2 separate regions of the Homo sapiens genome follow, and region 1 is linked to region 2. A link is a loop called in an ENCODE intact Hi-C map of the cell type or tissue named here. Cell type or tissue: PC-9. All regions are shown on one strand. Links, peaks and the distances in the headings refer to the core of each region. The heading gives the core; the rest is flanking DNA.

The links. Hi-C counts contacts between places; a loop is a spot of excess contacts. Peaks named below come from ENCODE experiments on the same cell type or tissue, not always from the same donor. Only the 100,000 strongest peaks of a DNase experiment are listed, where the experiment ranks them.
Region 1: it touches region 2 in a loop (7-fold over the local background); 7 of 110 quality-filtered maps call a loop at or near these places.

The regions. Positions count from the first base shown.
Region 1 is chr6:105,313,953-105,323,447 of GRCh38, reverse strand. The region is part of intron 10 of PREP (prolyl endopeptidase); the gene reads left to right. Among named protein-coding and RNA genes, the nearest start is that of PREP-AS1, 40 kb to the right of the region's middle. In PC-9, for the core only: CTCF peaks have their summits at 5,202 and 5,401 (motif pointing left); a DNase peak (open chromatin) is centred at 5,397.
Region 2 is chr6:105,419,571-105,429,065 of GRCh38, reverse strand. No RefSeq gene overlaps it. Among named protein-coding and RNA genes, the nearest start is that of PREP, 21 kb to the right of the region's middle. RefSeq lists an enhancer at 4,596-4,645. In PC-9, for the core only: CTCF peaks have their summits at 4,492 and 4,697 (motif pointing right); a DNase peak (open chromatin) is centred at 4,725; H3K4me3 peaks cover 648 bases; H3K27ac peaks cover 874 bases.

The sequences.
Region 1 (9,495 bases), core at 534-8,533, 110 kb after region 2:
GCTGCTACTCTTGACAGGAAGCTGGAGTTCTTTCTCTTGGGGCTCCTATTGTAACATTTCTGTCTGTGTCAATCTGCTTGCTTGAATATGGTTTGTGTTCTAGCTCAGGTCTTTTGGTGTTGTAAATAACATGGGGATTTGCTCTATGTAAAGTATGGACTTAAGTGCTGTGAGTCAGTGTTTTTAGTCTGAAGTTCATGTGCATTTCTGCATGACACAGAGTAGACACTCAATAAAACATTTGAATGAATAAATTAATTAATTGTCATGTCACCACAAGCTTCGTCTTTGGCCACCATCTTTTCAGGTTAAGAATCTCCTTTTTTGTTTTTTCAGCTCCCCAAGGGTACTGAGTCTTCCAGAAACTGAATCACTGGTTGATTGATGATGACGAAGAATGTCTCTGTTCCTTTGCAATGAGAGGTCACCAATAGGGCACCAGGTGTTTATCAAGGCCCCTCCCACCTGGAGGGCTGGACCACACAGGCCACAGATTAGGAATCAGAACATTGTTTGTGAAGGAAGATGAGAATAAAGAGCGCTGGATGTTCCCCACAATGTTTCTGTGAAACTAGGGCATTATTATAGCTTGGTGAATTACCCTTCAATTGTCTAGAAATGGTCTAGATGATAGGCTACATCTAGATCATGAATAAAGCTTTGTTTACTAAAACAGGTGGTGGGCTGGATTTGGTGTAGAGCTATGATTTATCAGCCCCTGTTCTACATCAGCAGTTGGCAAACTGGCCTCCTGTTTTATTGGAGAACACATGCCCATTTGTTTACATATTGCCTGTGGTTGCTTTGGCACTTAGAGTGGTTGCAACAGAAACTCTATGTCCCAGAAGGCCTGAAATATTTAATATATGGCCTTTAAGAAAAAGTTTGCAGAATCTTCATCTATGTAAATAGCATTTAAAAGTACAACATTCTTGATAGACATACAGGGCCGAGAAGACATACAGGGTCAAGAAGCTCTGTCAGACAGGCCTGAAATCCACGTGGGGCAAGTCATTTAACCTTTCTGCCACAGTTTTTTCAACTGTAAAGTAGAGATTGATAGTATCTGTTTTTTAGGATTCCTGTGGGATTATTAAGAGATAAGGTATATTCAAGATCTGGCAATAGAATATAATCTATTTTTTTCAATCAACGTTAGAAATAAATGTAACAGACTTTTAGTTTCCTATTTATTTGGCTGCTGCTTATTTTGTTTTCATGGTGAGCCATTGCCTGGAGGGAGATCCTGTAGGGGCCTGTAGCCCCTGTCTGGTATTTTCATGGTTCATAAATTCACCCTCATCCTATACCAATTTTCTAACATCTGTTCACTTTTAGTCTGGCATTCTTTGCTCTTTTTTTTCCTCTAATTTGTAGAAAATGTGTCCCTATCAGTTGTGACATTTGGTTTTCTCAGGGCCTTGTTCTGGTCCTTGCCTGGGTATCCCCAGCAAGGATAGGTGTGCCTCTCCTATCAGGAATGTCAGGGACACCCAGGCAGCACCCAGCAAGTGTTCTCTCCTCTGCTCTCAAGAGCACACTCTCAGCTGCCCTAGGTAGGACGGGGTAGGGTTGCACGAGAGAGATCCTAATCTTCTCATGTCTATGAGGGGGCTCAGCTCTGTGTAAAAAAAGATACTGTTTTCCCCTTTTTTCCACTTCCCACAGACATTTAGTACCCAAGTGTATAATTGCCTTTGGAGTCTGGGAAAGGGAAGGACCCCTATAATAATGACAACTGCCAGGGAGGCCGCTTCTTCCAGGGAAATATCTCTTACTGCTTAGTATGATTGGGGTGTTTCCTCTATTAGATGGCTTTTTTTTCCTATTCTGATAATGGTAATATTCTTTATAGATGACAAGCTAGTTACCACCTAATATATATTGTTTTCATTTACAAATGAAAAGATAAAACATGGCAGCTAAGAAAGTGCTTCTGTGGAATACAAACCTAACAGCCACATACATAGCAGCCTGGAATGTCCAGGTTAAACCGTGGAGAACATGCGCTTCGGCGCTGCCAGGTGCCTGTGGCACTGGAACTCTCCCAGAATTTCCCTGTACCTGGCTCTCCACTTCCCAAACAAAAGTTCCGGGCATTGAGCCTCTTAAATACTTACAGTTTTTTATTTGTACTGCTGTAATAGGAGGAATAAAAAGACTCATGATAAATATTTAAACAGTACCTGGATAGTACAGATCTTAATGCGTTGCTCTTCATTTCCATATTTAGAAAATGCAACTTTGCCCATAAACAGGGTATAGCCTGTATGTATAATGCCAATAGAAGATTTGTATCTACTGATTATATACCTCATACACGTAGTACTGTTATTAAAATAGAATTCTTTCGTTGTGTAAAAGGTGCCTTTGAAGCACAATATGATGTCACAACATCATTGACTTGTATGGCTTAAAATCTGTTGTGCAGTGGTTTAGATTCAAGTGTATGTGTGCAGCAGAGCTTTGACATGCAATGAGAGCGTGACAGATGTTCTCACATTTTGATTAGGCTCTTGGCAGTGTTGCCAACAATGACCTCCCATTGTAAAAAGCAGACTCTGGAGAGGGATTTGTGGATGAATGGAAAGCATCCTAAAGGTGTGTAATAGAAGCCACATTTTTGCTTCTATTACATTTTATTTTCATTTTCAATTACTTTAGGATAATGTTACTTTTGATTCCACTTGACCCTGGGGTTTGTATTTACCTCATAGGTGACTTGAAAAGAGTATCTTATCTCCCAGGCTATGTTTCATTTCTTTGTTCATTCCGTGAGGCATATTATCATTTTGATGTGAATACTGCAGCACAGATTACTGTGCATGGTTAGTCAACACTATGACCAAGAACCTCTTTTAATGGCACTGCCTACCTGGTGGTGTAGCTGATAAAATAGACCAGCCAAGGAGAAGGAGAAGGGCCAAAGAAACATGGCTAAATGAGCCACAGAGTGCTCCTCTTTGTGTGATCTGTTAATATATTCCCTTAAGACCCTGAGCATCTCGACTGGGAAGGTGAGGGATCTGGTGTCATATTTTACAGACAGACACAAAACAGAGCTGCTCTCTACACAGCCTTCATCCATTCCTGATTATAGCTGTGGGTAGAAAATTGATCTGTACCAGAAATACAGTTTTGAAAATCTGATCCTAGAAACACTGTCAGTTTATCTTCCAATCTGGAACACAGATAAGAATTCAGTTTTAGATAGGTTTATCAAATCTGCAATTGATTCATCTTTTTCCTGCTTTTTATTGTGAATGATACAACCACGTAATATTGATTAAAATTTGTGTGCCATTGTCTTTTAAAAAGAAGTTGAAATATTGAACATAGAAATTATATTTGTAAAACAGATTTGGTGGTAAGTGAATTTACCTGAAAAATCTGTCTACATTTACAGTCAGCAATATGTTTCATTTTAAACAAAGTGAAGTAATAGGGAAATGATAGTTAAATGTTGCCTATCAATAAATATTCATAGTATGATATGCAACGCCAGGTACTGTTTGAATACAAAGAAATTCCAGACATAAGCACTGCCCCTGACTAGAAAGTTGAAACATACAGATGTGAAAAGATTGAAGAACCCAAGGATGTTATCACAGTGGTCAGGGGAAAGGCACAGGCTTCGGTCAGTGCTGTGGTGGTCAGAGGCCATCCTGGCTTGGGTAAAGGAGGAAGCCTTCACAGGAGGGATGGAAGTTGGGCAGGGCTTTGAGGGAATGGGTGTTTTTTAATGCCCAGTTCCCCACTGAGATTCCTGAACAATTTTACCACTGCCCTTTGTTCAAAGACTGCTTCTGCTTTTTTGTTACAGTAAATTCAAGAAAATAATAATCCTACTCTCAGTACCCTGTGCGATGGTTGCCTGGGGCACTTCTCAGTTGATGGAATAGTGTACTGTGGTTGAATGTGGTGTCACAAAGGAATTTAATGTAGCAAAAATACACTTTGATTCCTCAGTGTTTCATCATTGTTCAGCCAGCTAGAGATTGGCTTTTCTTCTTGCAAAATGAAAGACAAAATTTATAGACCTGAAAAGAACACTTAACTGAGTCTATACCCTGAATCAACTCCATTAACAAGCATCTACATTTTATAAAAGTCAGTATAAATTAAGAGAATCCAAGTACTCATATTTTAAGAAGGGGAGCAAACTTAATACAAAGGAAAAATAATAAAGATTTTATAAGTAGTTAACATTGATTTTATTATCTTTACTGTTGTTCTCTTATACTTAATAGGAATTTGGCTTTTCTGGGGATTACCTGCTATAGTACATATGAAACATCAGTAACATCCCTAAGGCGGTTTGCTTTGCAGCCGAGCCAAAATGCTAAAGTAAGAAGAATCTTTGGCTTTACCAACATGCCTTGGGGTGGAGGGAGTGGGATTTTTTTTCCCTTTAATTCAGATTTTTCTAATCTTAGTGATAGCTGATTTGTGCTTGCTAGCATATAGGCTTTGCCATTCAAAGAACATATTTTCAGAACATTAATTCGTGTTTCAATACTCATTAACTTCTGCGCCAAGTTCATGACACATGCAGCTTTTGAGTGTTGACTCATCCACATCCTTGGTGAGCTGACTAGTGAACGAGTGGCAGTGTCTTCCCATAGCAGCGTGTTCGTGTGATTGGGTATAGGTCAGAAATTTTCAGAACGTTTTAGTGAAGAGTGAATGGGGCAGCATTTTCAAAAAGAAACTTTCTGAGGGGTCACTCTATTTTCATATGGTTAGGAAACTGCTTGAATTGGTATCGGTTCTTGCTGATTTATTGCCTGAGCATTTGTGTTATTTCTGATATTACGCTTCATGGCAACATATTTTACTTTAGAATTTCCCCCATCATGCAGGCATTCTAGCTTGAGAGCGTAGTGTTCATATTCAGAGTGTACATACTTGTATCCCTTTCTCCTTCTCTGGATACCAGCTGTGTGACTCTGGAAGATAAGTCTGTTTTCTTGCTGTCTTATAATAGAGAAGTAAGTTATGTGGCTGAAGTCTGTAGTTGCTGCAGTCTCTGCTCCACTGTACATAAATTCTCTACCATGTCTAAAAGAGGACATTACTCTGCAGCAACCTGAGACTACATAACCTATGATATGGTGAATGGGTATGTGTCAGCTGGCTTATAAAGATGTTTGTTAGGAAGTGACTTGCATCCTCTATCTGCTTATGTCTTATTGGTGAAAACATACTCACACTCGGTTGCAAAGAGGTTTTGAGATGTAGTTTTATTCCCAGAAAAAAAAAATGTGACTAGCTAAAAATTAGGGCCTTTTTATCAAGGAAACAGGAGGAATAGATAGATATTGCGGGACAACTAGCAGTCTGCCACACAAGGCAAAAAAAGGCCTTTGGCAAGAGCTTTTTGGTGTAGACCCTGAGATCAGGGCACCCAAATGCCACCTGGTGGCCAGGTACCTAAATCTCAGGATCAGGATTGGAAAAATGAAGGCTCCTAAAAAATAGAATTTTCAGATACTGTAATTGTTGACAGCAGAAATCACATACTACAAAGACAGAAGCACCTGTTAAGGAGGCACTCCTCCCTTGGAGAAAGAAATTTAATACTGTTTCTAGAACATGAAGCGTGATGCAAGCGTATGGGAATATTTGGGCATTAGGATGGACTCTGAGGGATTGCCTGGCACGGTGAGGAAGCTGTGTAAGCTAGTGTCCAGATGGCTCTCCAGGTGTTTGATTCTCTGCTAAGTCAGCATCTTGCCTGGGGTGACCAACTCCCAACTGCCCTCCTTCACAGTCCCTGAGCAGGATGTGGACACAGTCCATCCTTGGGCCTGGTGTTTGGAATGGAAGCATGGCACGAACCCACCTACAGAAAGGTAATCAGGTCCCTAATTTCATAGCTGCCTCCTTTGCTTTTTCCTAGGTGGTATGTTTTTCCACTAATATGATTCTGGCCTCAGGACAAGTTATATGCCTTCCAATTGCACGTACATTAGAGTTCATCTAATGGAGCCCTCTTATTTTACAGACAAGGAAACTAAAATTCAGTCAGTGTAAGTGTATTAACAGAGGTTACACTGTTAACAGTTGACAGAGCCAAGACTAGAACTTACAACTCCAGATCTATGCTAATCCTGCACATTTTGTTATCAAGATAAGTTATTCTCGCTATAGCTCAGGATTTTTTTTTCACCTCTTAAATAAACATGTTAGCCAGGCACAGTGCCTTATAGCTGGAATCCCAGCACTTTGAGAGGCTGGTGCAGGGAGATCACTTGAGACCAAAAGTCCAAGACCAGCCTGGGTAACATAGCAAGACTCCATTTCTACAAAAAAATATATATATTTTTTTTTAATTAGCCAGGCACGGTGGTATACAACTGTAGTACTAGCCACTCAGGAGGCTGAGGCAGGATGATCATTTGAGCCCAGGAGTTCAAGGTTACAGTGAACTATGATTGTGCCACTGCACTCCAGCAAGACCCTATCTCTAAAAAAAAAAAAAAAAATTAATTAGACTAAATGGCCTCTAAATCCCTAAGCTTTCTTACCTCTAAAAACTATAGTTTCTACACCATGTAAGTATCTTGTGATTACTTTGTAGATCCTTACAGAACCTATTAGATAACAATACTCAGTGTAAAAGGGAAGACAATGAGGGACCACAAATTTATATTTTTATGATTTGTAAATATGATTTATTTAATGACTTGTTTTATAAATAGTTTTAAATACTAAATATTTTATAATGAATGTTAATGTTCACTTCTAGTCTCCTTGTTACATATTAATGGAGATTTTACTGCCTTTTCCATTAGTTTATTTATGTCATACAGGCATAACTCGTTTTATTTTGCTTTATTGTATTGTACTTTGCAGATTCCTCGTTTTTTAAAAACTGAAGGTTTGAAGCAACCTTGTGTTGAACAAGTCTGTTACCACCATTTTCCCAACAGCATGTGCTCAGTTCGTGTCTGTCACATTTTGATAATTCTCACAATGTTTCAAGCTTTTTCATTATTACATCACAGTGAGCTTTGATGTGACGATCGTCATTGTTCTGGGGCATCACAAATGCGCTCATAGAAGGTGGTGAACTTAACTGAAAAATGCTGTGTGTGTTCTGACTGCTCCATCCGTCAGCTATACCCTCATCTCTCTCCCTCTCGTCAGACCGCCCTATTCCCTGAGACATAACACTGTTAAAATTAGGCCAAATAATAACCCTACAGTGGCCTCCAAATGTTCAAATGCAAGGAAAACATGCACATCTCTCACTTTAAATCAAAAGCTAGAAATTATTATGCTTAGTGAGGAAGGTATGTCAAAAGCCAAAATAAGCCAAAAGCTATAGGTGCCTCTTGCACCAAACAGCCAACTTGTGAATGCAAAGGAAAAGTTCTTGAAAGAAATAAAAAGTGCTATGCCAGTGAACACATGAATGGTAAGAAAGCAAAACAGCCTTATTGCTGATATGGAGAAAGTTTGAGTGGTCTGGATAGAAGATGAAACCAGCTGCAACCTTCCCTTAAGCCAAGGCCTAATCCATAGCAAAGCCCTAACTTTCTTCAGTTCTGTGAAGACTAAAAGACATGAGAAAGCTGCAGAACATTAGGGAGCTAGCAGAGGTTGGTTCATGAAGTTTAAGGAACGAAGCCATCTGCACAACATAAAAGTTCAAGGTGAAGCAGCAAGTGCTGATGTAGAAGCTGCAGCAAGTTATCCTGAAGATCTAGCTAAAATAATTGATGAAGGTGGCTGTACTAAAACATTTTCAATATAGGCAGAACAGCCTTCTGTTGGAAGAAGATGTCATCTAGGACTTTCATAGCTAAAGAGAAGTCTGCCTGGCTTCAAAGTTCCAAAGTTTCAAAGTTCCAAAGTTCCAAAGGACAGGTTGATTCTATTAGGGGCTAATGCAGCTGGTGATTTTAAGTTGAAGCTAGTGCACATTTACCATTCTTAAAATCCTAGGGCCCTTAAGAATTGTGCTAAATTAGCTGGGCACAGTGACTCATGCCTGTCATCCCAATGCTTTAGGAGACCAAGGCAGTAGGAACTCTCGGGCCAGGAGCTCAAGATGAGCCTGGCAATGTGGTGCAATCCCATACAAAATTTATCTACAAAAAATTTAAAAATTAGCCAAGCATGGTGGCATGTGCCTGTAGTTCTAGCTTCTCAAGAGGCTGAGACAGGAGGATCACTTGAGCTCAGGGGTTCAAGGCTTCAGTGAGCCATGATTGCACCAGTGCACTCCAGCCTGGGCGACAGAGCAAGACTTTGTCTCTTCAACAGAAACGAAAAAACAAACAAAAAAAGAATTGTGCTAAATTCACTCTGCGTGTGCTCTAGAAATGGCCTGGATGACAGCACATCTGCTTACAGTGGTTTACTGAATCTGTTAAGCACACTGTTGAGACCTACTGCTTAGAACAATTCCTTTCCAAATATTTACTGCTCATTGACAATGCACCTAGTCACCCAAGAGCTCTGATGGAGCTGTACAAAGAGATGAATGTTGTGTTTATACCTGCTAACACAATATCCATTCTGCAGCCCATGGATGAAGGAGTAATTTTGACTACATTTGTAAGGCTGTAGTTGCCTTACAAATGGATGGATCTGGGCAGAGTAAATTGAAACCCTTCTGGACAGGATTCACCATTCTAGATGCCATGAGGAACATTTATGATTCATGGGAGGAGGTCAAAATATCAACATTAACATGAGTTTGGAAGAGGTTGATTCCACCCTTCAGGAATGACTTTGAGGGATTCAGGACCTCTATGGGGGAAGTCACTGCAGATGTGGAAATAGCAAGAGATCTAGAATTAGAAGTAGAGTCTGAAGATGTGACTGAATTGCTGCAATCTAATGACCAAATTTGAATGGATGAGGAGTTGCCTTCTTGTGAATGAGCAAAGAAATTGGTTTCTTGAGATGGAATCTATTCCTGCTGGAGATGCTGTGAACATTGTTGAAATGACAACAAAGAATTTAGAATATTCCATAAACTTTGTTGATAAATCAGTGGCAGGGCTTGAGAGGCTTCACACCAGTTTTGAAAGAAATTCTACTGTGAGCAAAATGCTATCAAACAGCATTGCATGTTACAGAAGTCTTTCATGAAAGGAGGAGTCAACCAGTGGGCAAACTTCATTGTTGTTTTAAGAAATTGCCACAGCAACCCCATCCTTCAGCAACCACCATCCCAATCATCAGCAGTCATCAACATTGAGGCAAGATACCCCTCCACCAGAAAAAAGATTACAACTCACTGAAGACCCAGATGATCATTAGCATTTTATAGCAATAAAGTGTTTTTAAATTAAGGTAGGTACTTTTTTTTAAGACATAATGCTATTGCTTTGTACACTAGTGTAAACAGCTTTTATATGTACTGGGAAACCAGAAGTGGGTGTGACTTTCTTCTTTTTTGATACTTGCTCTATTATAGTGGCCTGGACCTGAGCTACAGTATCTATGAGGTGTGCCTGTATAGACACACACTTAGAT
Region 2 (9,495 bases), core at 734-8,733:
TATCTCCAACTCTTGATTCTAGCACTTTCATCCTCTCTTTAACAGCATTATAAAAATGACCCAGAAGACACTGCTGAGTGAAAGCGTACCTTAGCAGAGTGACACAAGTGAAAGAAAAAAAACATCCAAACAATGAGGCCTTTGATGGAGAGCCCTGAGATTTCCTAATAGCAAATAGGACTAATCGGTGGTTATGAAAGTGGTAGCCTCAACTCCCATTAGAAAGAAACAACATGCAGGCCTCTTTCTGTAACTCCCAGAGAGAAACCCTGGGGAGAGTGGTTCACCGGGCTCTCCAACCCAGACAGGTCAAACTTCTTTGCCCTTCCTGAGTGCAGTATGAAGAAAGCATCAACACAAAGGAAATATTTTTGTTGGCAGTCAGATCAGAGCATGCTGACATCCCTGTTTTTAACAATTCCCTGGTCAGCCTGGGTGTGGTTACTCTTTTGAAAGTTTAGTCTTGAGGAAATAGGTCAAGGGAGCCAGTGTTGTTGTGTTCTCCTGAGCGTGACTGAATCCTTGCATTCATTACGTGTGTGTTGCTTTGGAATGAGTGTCTTGCTGAGTGCCACCTACCAACCAGCATTTCTGGCTTCCCCAACTGACCAGCAAGGTCGGACTCTCTCCTTAAAACAGGCTGAGCTGGGCAAGCAAACAGCCTGTTGTGCTGAGAGTCAGAGGAGATTGATCAAACATGAATCTTAGTTGAGGAATGACAAGTAGCTAGGGTTGAGATAAATAATCCAAGAGGCCCTGTATGTATTTGCATAAGGGAAATGGAATTGAAAGAAGACCAGGACTACGAGATAAGCAGAGGCAACTAGAGAAAGGGCTCTTAGAAGGAGTGAGCAATGGTTCTGATTCATAGCCCACCAGCTCTTCCCTCCAGCACTGTGGCAGACACTATTCCCCAAAATCCATTTTCTCTTCTTCCTGAGCACAAAACTGGGCTCCATTTTCCAGGGTACTTTGCAATATGGTGTAACCATGTGACCGGTTTCTGACTAATGGAATGTGACAGAAGCAGTACGTGCTACTTTCAGACCTGGCCCATAAAAGCCACTTACTTACAATCCCGTTTCTCTTTCTAGTTTCCTGGGGTGGTGATGCTAGAAACAATGGGTTAAAGATAGCACAGCTGCAGTCAGCCGGGGTCTCTGCAAAAAGCAGAGCCCACCTTCTCCTCTTCCCATTTCTAGCTGCTGACTTGAAACCACTCAGTCCTATGAAGTGAGAAAGAAATAAACTTTCTGTTCTCTAAGTCATTGAATTTGTAGATCTTTGTTGCAGCAGCAAGGCCTACCCTGCTTATAATTTGTATCATGCCTGTGACATTATCTGACTCACACACTATAGGAGCCATTTACTATAAAGCCAGTGCATATCTCTCCTAGTTCCCTATCATCAATGAATATAGGAGACTTGCATGATTTGACCAATTTTCCTCTCCAGCTTCATCTCTCCTGACTCCTACATTGCTCTGTAGGCTCTGATATGGTTTGGCTGTGTCCCCTCCCAAATCTCATCTTGAATTGTAGTTCCCATAATCCCTATGTGTGGTGGGAGGGACCCAGAGGGAGATAATTAAATCATGGGGGCGCATACCCCCATGCTGCTGTTCTTGTGATAGTGTGTGAGTTCTCACAAGATCTGATGGTTTTATATGGGTTTTTTCCCCTTTTGCTCTGCACTTCTTCCTGCCACCATGAGAAGAAGAATGTGTTTGCTTCCCCTTCTGTCATGATTGTAAGTTTCCTGAGGCCTCCCCAGCCATACTGAACTGTGAGTCAATTAAACCTCTTCCCTATATAAATTACCCAGTTTTTGGGTATGTCTTTATTAGCACCGTGAGAACAGACTAATGCAGGCTCCATCCATACCAAACTCTCACACTCCTTCACATACATCCCTTGTACACAGCCCTCAGCATTTCCATAGGGTGCTCCCTTAAACTCTGCACCTAGCTGCTCACCCCCGCTACTTCTGATCTGTACCTCGTTACTTCTTACTCATTTCTCAAATTCAATTTAGACATTACTACCTTGGGTCACCCTTCTCTATCCCTCCAAGACGAAGTTAGATGACATCTGTGCTCCCACAGCATCCTGTCCTATAGATCCAACTGCACTAGATTAGAGTTACCTCCCAAATCCAGGCTCCATAAATCTCTAGCTTCTAGCATGGTACCTGGAATGTGGTAAGCACTCAATAAATATTTATTAAATGAAAGACTTGCTCCTGAAGTGGCCATCGAAATCCTAATATAGTAATCTGAGATCATGTTTGAGCACAAGTCAACATATGTTCATCTTTTTATAATTCCATGTTTAATTCAGTGTCCTGTGTATAGGTGTTACCCATATATATCTGTTAAGTGACTACCTTTTTTGAGAAAGACTTATATTTTTGTTTGTTTGGTCAGTTGGTTCTTGAGACAGGGTCTTGCTCTGTCACCTGCGCCTCAACCTCCCAGGCTCAAGTGATTCTCCCACCTCAGCCTCCTGAGTAGCTGGGACCACAGGCACATACCACCATGCTAGGCTAATTTTTTAAAAATTTTTATAGAGACAGGGTCTCCCTATGTTGCCCAGGCTGGTCTTGAACTCCTGGGCCCAAGTGATCCTCCCATCTCAGCCTCCCCAAAGGCTAGGATTATAGGCCATGCCTGGCCATATTTTGTTATTAAAGGGAAAACTCAAAGTGAAATTTTGAGGCCTGATGCACTATTTGCATTTTATCCTTAAAATGGCTCTTTTATCCATTTTCCAACATGTACTTCCATATGCATAAGAAGCATGATTTTTCTTATAAGTGATAATTAGAAAAACCCAGAAAGATCAATTTAAATAAAACAATTAAATACATATAAGAAATGGACGTGCCTTAAAACTGATATGAATAAATCAGAAATATTTTAGGCAAACAGAGTAACATCCAGTCAAGTTTAGAATTGGGGGCTAAAGTGTTCATCTGAAGGATAGAAGATTTTAGTGGGATGTCAAATCCTGTAGGCCAGCAAAATAAAAAAAAAATCTAATCAAGAATTCTTAGACTTGTGAAAGCTTGTTGGAAAGAAGCTAATGGCAATGATGGAAAGGTATGTAGGTATACAGCCACAAACACACAAAACCAAATGTTCTAAGAGAATAGATTCTGAAGAGGTAAGTCAAGAAAGGTAAAAAAGGAATAGAGGGCAAAGAAAATTCTTTTTTTTACGTTTTTTATTTTATTTTATTTTAGGTTCTGGGGTACACACGCAGGATGTGCAGGTTTGTTACATAGGTAAACATGCGCCCTTATGATTTGCTAGACCTATCAACCCATCACCTAGGTATTAAGCCCAGCATGCATTAACTATTCTTCCTGATGCTCTCCCTCCATCCATGCCCTCCACCCTGCCAGGCAGGCCCCAGTGTGTGTTGTTTCCCTCCCTGTGTCTATGTGTTCACATTGTTCAGCTCCTATTTATAAGTGAGAACATGCAGTGTTTGGTCTTTCTGTTCCTGTGTTAGTTTGCTAAGGATAATGTCTTCCAGCTCCATCAATGTTCCTGCAAAGGACACGATCTTGTTCCTTTTTATGGCTGCACAGTATTCCATGGTGTATATGTACCACATTTTCTTTATCCAGTCTATCATTGATGGGCATTTGGGTTGATTCCATGTCTTTGTTATTGTGAATAGTGCTGCAATGAACATACACATGCATGTATTTTTATAATAGAATGACTTATATTCCTTTGGGTATATATCCAGTAATGGGATTGCTGGGTCAAATGGTATTTCTGGTTCTAGATCTTTCAGGAATTGCCACACCATCTTCCACAATGGTTGAACTAATTTACACTCCCACCAACAGAAAAAAGTGTTCCTATCTCTCTGCAGCCTCACCAGCATCTGTTGTTTCTTGACTTTTTAATGATCACCATTCTGACTGGCATGAAATCATATCTCATTGTGGTTTGGATTTGCATTTCTCTAATGATCAGTGATGTTGAGCTTTTTAGATAATCCTATTCTTAAGACTTTGAAGTTTTATGGCAAATTTTGTGGTGCCAGATAAATCCTTAATAACACACCTTGTGTTTGTACTGTACTGTGATGAGAGATTGCCTTATTAGTAGATAATATTTTTAAAAATATTTGTACGTGATTTCTAAAGCAGACTGGAAGCAGACAGTCCTGGGTTAAACACACAGGATGAGTGATCTTGGCAGTTGTAGGTGGTATGCACCAGTGATTTCATAGGAACAGTATTCATCAGAATAGACTGGAAGCAACTGGTATCACTGCAGACTTCTAGGGTACCTCAGGGAATGGTTTCCTAACTCTTTTTAAGGATCTGGGTGACATATTGGCTAACGTACTCGAGGACCAAGAAAGGATCCATGGCTTAGAAACAAGAGTAAACATCAGATATTGGCCGTAGAATTAAATGTCACTGAAAAGATTAAGCCAGGAGCCAGGGAGTAACCTTAAGCAGAGAAGTCTCCCTTTCCAAGAGCCTCATGCTACATTTGCAGAAACTGTCCAAGAGCCTAAGCATCTCTAAGTTCTATATGAATAGGAAACTTCACCAGATAAGGAAAGGAAATCAAGTGCTATAGAGATTGATGAAGCCGTTTATCTAGGGTGAACTTCAAGTACTTGGCAATGGGAGCCCCCCATTTTAGGGTAAATCCGAGTTCAGACCAGCAGAGGGCAGTGTAGCAAACTTTGAAACCTCAAACGGCTGGGACTTAAAGAGAGTATGAATCCAGTACTGAGGGGCTGTTAGTGAAGAAGGGATGAAGGACTATCTGTGGGATCAGGGCTGCCTTGAAAAGATAAAGAAATGGTCAGCACTGCACTCCAGCGTGGGCAACAGAGAAAGACCCTGTCTACAATACAGTACAATACAATACAGTACAATACAAAACACACAGAAATGATCAGGAGTGAACCTACACTTGTGATGTGTAGGTATGAGAAGTGGAACAATTAGGAATTAATCTCCACTTCATTTCAAAGAAGATGGATCAGTAAGCAGCTGGTCCCTTTTTTCTGACTCCAGGAACAGGAAAAGGACCACAACAAGTCACAGTCACTCTTTCGGGAATCTGCAACTGGCACCCCCGATTCTTCTGCCCAGGTGAAATCCTAACACTCAGCTTTCTCCTGCACACCTCTTCTTGATATAGGCTTGACAGGGGGCTGGCACTGTGGTGCTGTGGATCATGAGAAGCCCTTACCTCCCCATCTGCTGCCAGCCCACATAAATGGAGAAATAGCCCACCCTGTTCCAAGGTGGAGAGGACATAAAAACATTGCTTCCTTCCTTACCCACTGGAATTCAAATCATTAGGCTTCCACTTTTAAAAGTGTTGGTATATTATGAGAAATTTGTTTTGTCTCCATATGTGGGTTAGAGAAGGGGACAAGTGAACTATTTTTACTGTGAGTTTTTTCTTTGAGTTTATTGCCCAGTCTAAGCTGTAAAAAGAGGTCCTAGGGGGCATTCAGAATTGCTGTCCCTTAAGCCAGTAGATGGCAAGTGCTGAGAAACACTGCAACTGTAAGACACCAGTATAAACCCAGAAGCCTCACTCCACTAACTCTTGGAAAGAAATGTGTGCAGAAAGACATCCTGAAGACCTGAGTGACCGCTCAGTGAGGGGTCAAAGGAGCTTTCCTACTGGCAGGCTATGGAATACTTTGTCTATAAAAATGGAGATTTCCTTACATTACATGGCAGTTAGCATGCTTACTAGTGATCCACCTCAAGCTTTTACTACTGCAGAACCACCTGTGCCTTGCTTTCTTGCTGGTCCCTAAATAGCATGTCATGGCAGATTGTGAATGCTTTAAGTTCTGTGAGCAGTAATTACTCAGGACCTTCTCCAAGTCCCTCTTTTCTGTTTTACAGTTCACAATTCACAAAAGCTTTGATTTTCCAGGCCCCAAACTCTGGATCTCATACCCTAAATTTGGTGTCTGCCTTTGGAACTTTCAGATTTGGCAGGTTTCAAACCCTAACCAGGTTCTTGGATCTTGGTCCCATAGCATGGCTTTAAGTATTGTCTCCAACCTAAAGGGTGTCCTATTGCCTCCAAGGAGGGCCCCTCGTTCCCTCTGCCACATGTAACTGGCCAATGAGACCAGCCTCTGGTCCCCAAGACCTCCAAAGGGAACTTTGAATTGTCAGCAGCTCAGCGGGGTATCTAGAGAAAACATCCCCTCCATTATATGACAGATAAGTTGACAAAACAGGCCCACAGAGTAGTCTTAGACCACTTGTATCTCTGATACCAGGGTTATGCCAGAAAATTCAAGATCAATTAAACATGAATTTAAAACAATCCATGTCCACCATGACTTTCTGAGTGGACAGAAAATAAGAAATCAATAAATACTGTCTGAGGTTTAAACTTGTACTTAAGTAAGAACACACACATGCACACACATAAGAACATTCCATAAAGACTATAGCATTATGATTTTATATGTACTATTATTTATTAAACTGATGCTCCTAAAAAAGTAGAGGAAAATGCAGTTCTGTTTACTTTTCATAATATTACCTCCAAAGAGCTCTTTTGAGAACTAACATCTCTAGATTTTTTTTTTTTTTTTTTTTTGAGATGGAGTCTCACTCTGTTGCCAGGCTGGACTGCAGTGGTGCGATCTCAGCTCACTGCAACCTCCACTTCCCAGGTTCAAGCAATTCTCCTGCCTCAGCCTCCCAAGTAGCTGGGACTACAGGCATGCGCCATCACGACCAGCTAATTTTTGTATTTTTAGTGGAGACAGGTTTTCACCATGTTGGCCAGGATGGTCTCAATCTCTTGACCTCGTGATCTGCCCACCTCAGCTTCCCAAAGTGCTGGGATTACAGACATGAGCCACCACTCCTGGCCTAACATCTCTAGTTTTAAAGAAAAGTCTATCTGAAGTTTCAGCAATTCCATCAGTTTTACTTTTTCTTTTTCTTCTGTTAAAGTCAAGCAAATATCAATACAGATGTTCCTCAACTTACCATGAGGTTATCTCCTGATAAACCTGTCATAAGTCAAAAATATTGTAAGCCAAAAATGCATTTAATACCCAGATATACCCATTGTAAAGTCAAAAAATGATAAGTTAAACCATCATAAGTTGGAGACCATCTGTAGTTATTATTTAAAAATAGTGTGTATAATATAATCCATTGTGTACATACTCAACAATTTATTCAATCTACTATTGGTGGACATAAGTTTGGTTTCTAGTTTGGTGCTATTATGCACAAATGCTGCCATAAACATTCTTGTATGTATATCCTGGTGCACATGCCCATAAGCTTCTCTTAAAAATACCTGAGTGGGATTACTGATGTAACATATATGAATCTTCAACTTTACTAGGCAAAGCAAAACTGCTTTTCAATGTGGTTTTACCAATCTACATTCCTTCAAGAAGTGCATGAGAAGAATCTCTCTTGTTATACATCCTTCCCCTATACTTGGTATTTTCGGAATTATTGTATCTTTTTTTTTTTTTTTTTTTTTTTTTTTTGAGACGGAGTCTCGCTCTGTTGCCGAGGCTGGACTGCAGTGGTGCAATCTCCGCTCACTGCAAACTCCACCTCCCGGGTTCACGCCATTCTCCTGCCTCAGCCTCCCGAGTAGCTGGGACTACAGGTGCCTGCCACCATGCCTGGCTACTTTTTTGTATTTTTAGTAGAGACGGGGTTCACCGTGTTAGCCAGGATTGTCTCGATCTTCTGACCTCCTGATCTGCCCACCTCAGCCTCCCAAAGTGCTGGGATTACAGCTGTAGCCACCACGCCCGGCCCAGAATTATTGTTTCTAATCTAGTGGATCTGTAATGATACCACACTGTGGTTTAAATGTGCATTTCCCTGATTCCTAGTGAAATTAAGTACTTTTTCTTTTATTTTTTTAATTATACTTTAAGTTCTAGGGTACATGTGCACAACGTGCAGATTTGTTACATATGTATACATGTGCCATGTTGATGTGCTGCACCCATTAACTCGTTATTTACATTAGGTATATCTCCTAATGCTATCCCTCTCCCCACCCCCAACCCCACGACAAGCCCCGGTGTGTGATGTTCCCCTTCCTTTGTCCAAGTGTTCTCATTGTTCAATTCCCACCTGTGAGTGAGAATATGCGGTGTTTGGTTTTTTGTCCTTGCTATAGTTTGCTGAGAATGATGCTTTCCAGCTTCATCCATGTCCCTACAAAGGACATGAACTCATCCTTTTTTATGGCTGCATAGTATTCCATGGTGTATATGTGCCACATTTTCTTAATCCAGTCTATCATTGATGGACATTTGGGTTGGTTCCAAGTCTTTGCTATTGTGAATAGTGCCACAATAAACATACGTGTGCATGTGTCTTTATAGCAGCATGATTTATAATCCTTTGGATATATACCCAGTAATGGGATCGCTGGGTCAAATGGTATTTCTAGTTCCAGATCCTTGAGGAATTGCCACACTGTCTTCCACAATGGTTGAACTAGTTTACAGTCCCACCAACAGTGTAAAAGTGTTCCTATTTCTCCACATCCTCTCCAGCACCAGCTGTTTCCTGACTTTTTAATGATAGCCATTCTAACTGGTATGAGATGGTATCTCATTGTGGTTTTGATTTGCATTTCTCTGATGGCCAGTGATGATGAACATTTTTTCATGTGTCTGTTGGCTGCATAAATGTCTTCTTTTGAGAAGTGTCTGTTCATATCCTTCACCCACTTTTTGATGGGGTTGTTTGTGTTTTTCTTGTAAATTTGTTTGAGTTCTTTGCAGATTCTGGATATTAACCCTTTGTCAGATGAGTAGATTGCAAAAATTTTCTCCCATTCTGTAGGTTGCCTGTTCACTGTGATGGTAGTCTCTTTTGCTGTGCAGAAGCTCTTTAGTTTAATTAGATCACATTTGTCAATTTTGGCTTCTGTGGCCATTGCTTTTGGTGTTTTAGACATGAAGTCCTTGCCCATGCCTATGTCCTGAATGGTATTGCCTAGGTTTTCTTCTAGGGTTTTTATGGCTTTAGGTCTAATATTTAAGTCTTTAATCCATCTTGAATTAATTTTTGTGTAAGGTGTAAAGAAGGGATCCAGTTTCAGCTTTCTACATATGGCTAGCCAGTTTTCCCAGCACCATTTATTAAATAGTGAATCCTTTCCCCATTTCTTGTCAGGTTTGTCAAAGATCAGATGGTTGTAGATGTGTGGTGTTGTTTCTGAGGCCTCTGTTCTGTTCCATTGGTCTATATCTCTGTTTTAGCACCAGTACCATGCTGTTTTGGTTACTGTAGCCTTGTAGTATAGTTTGAAGCCAGGTAGCATGATGCCTCCAGCTTTGTTCTTTTTGTTTAGGATTGTCTTGGCAATGCGGGCTCTTTTTTGGTTCTATATGAACTTTAAAGTGGTTTTTTCCAACTCTGTGAAGAAAGTCATTGGTAGCTTGATGGGGATGGCATTGAATCTGTAAATTACCTTGG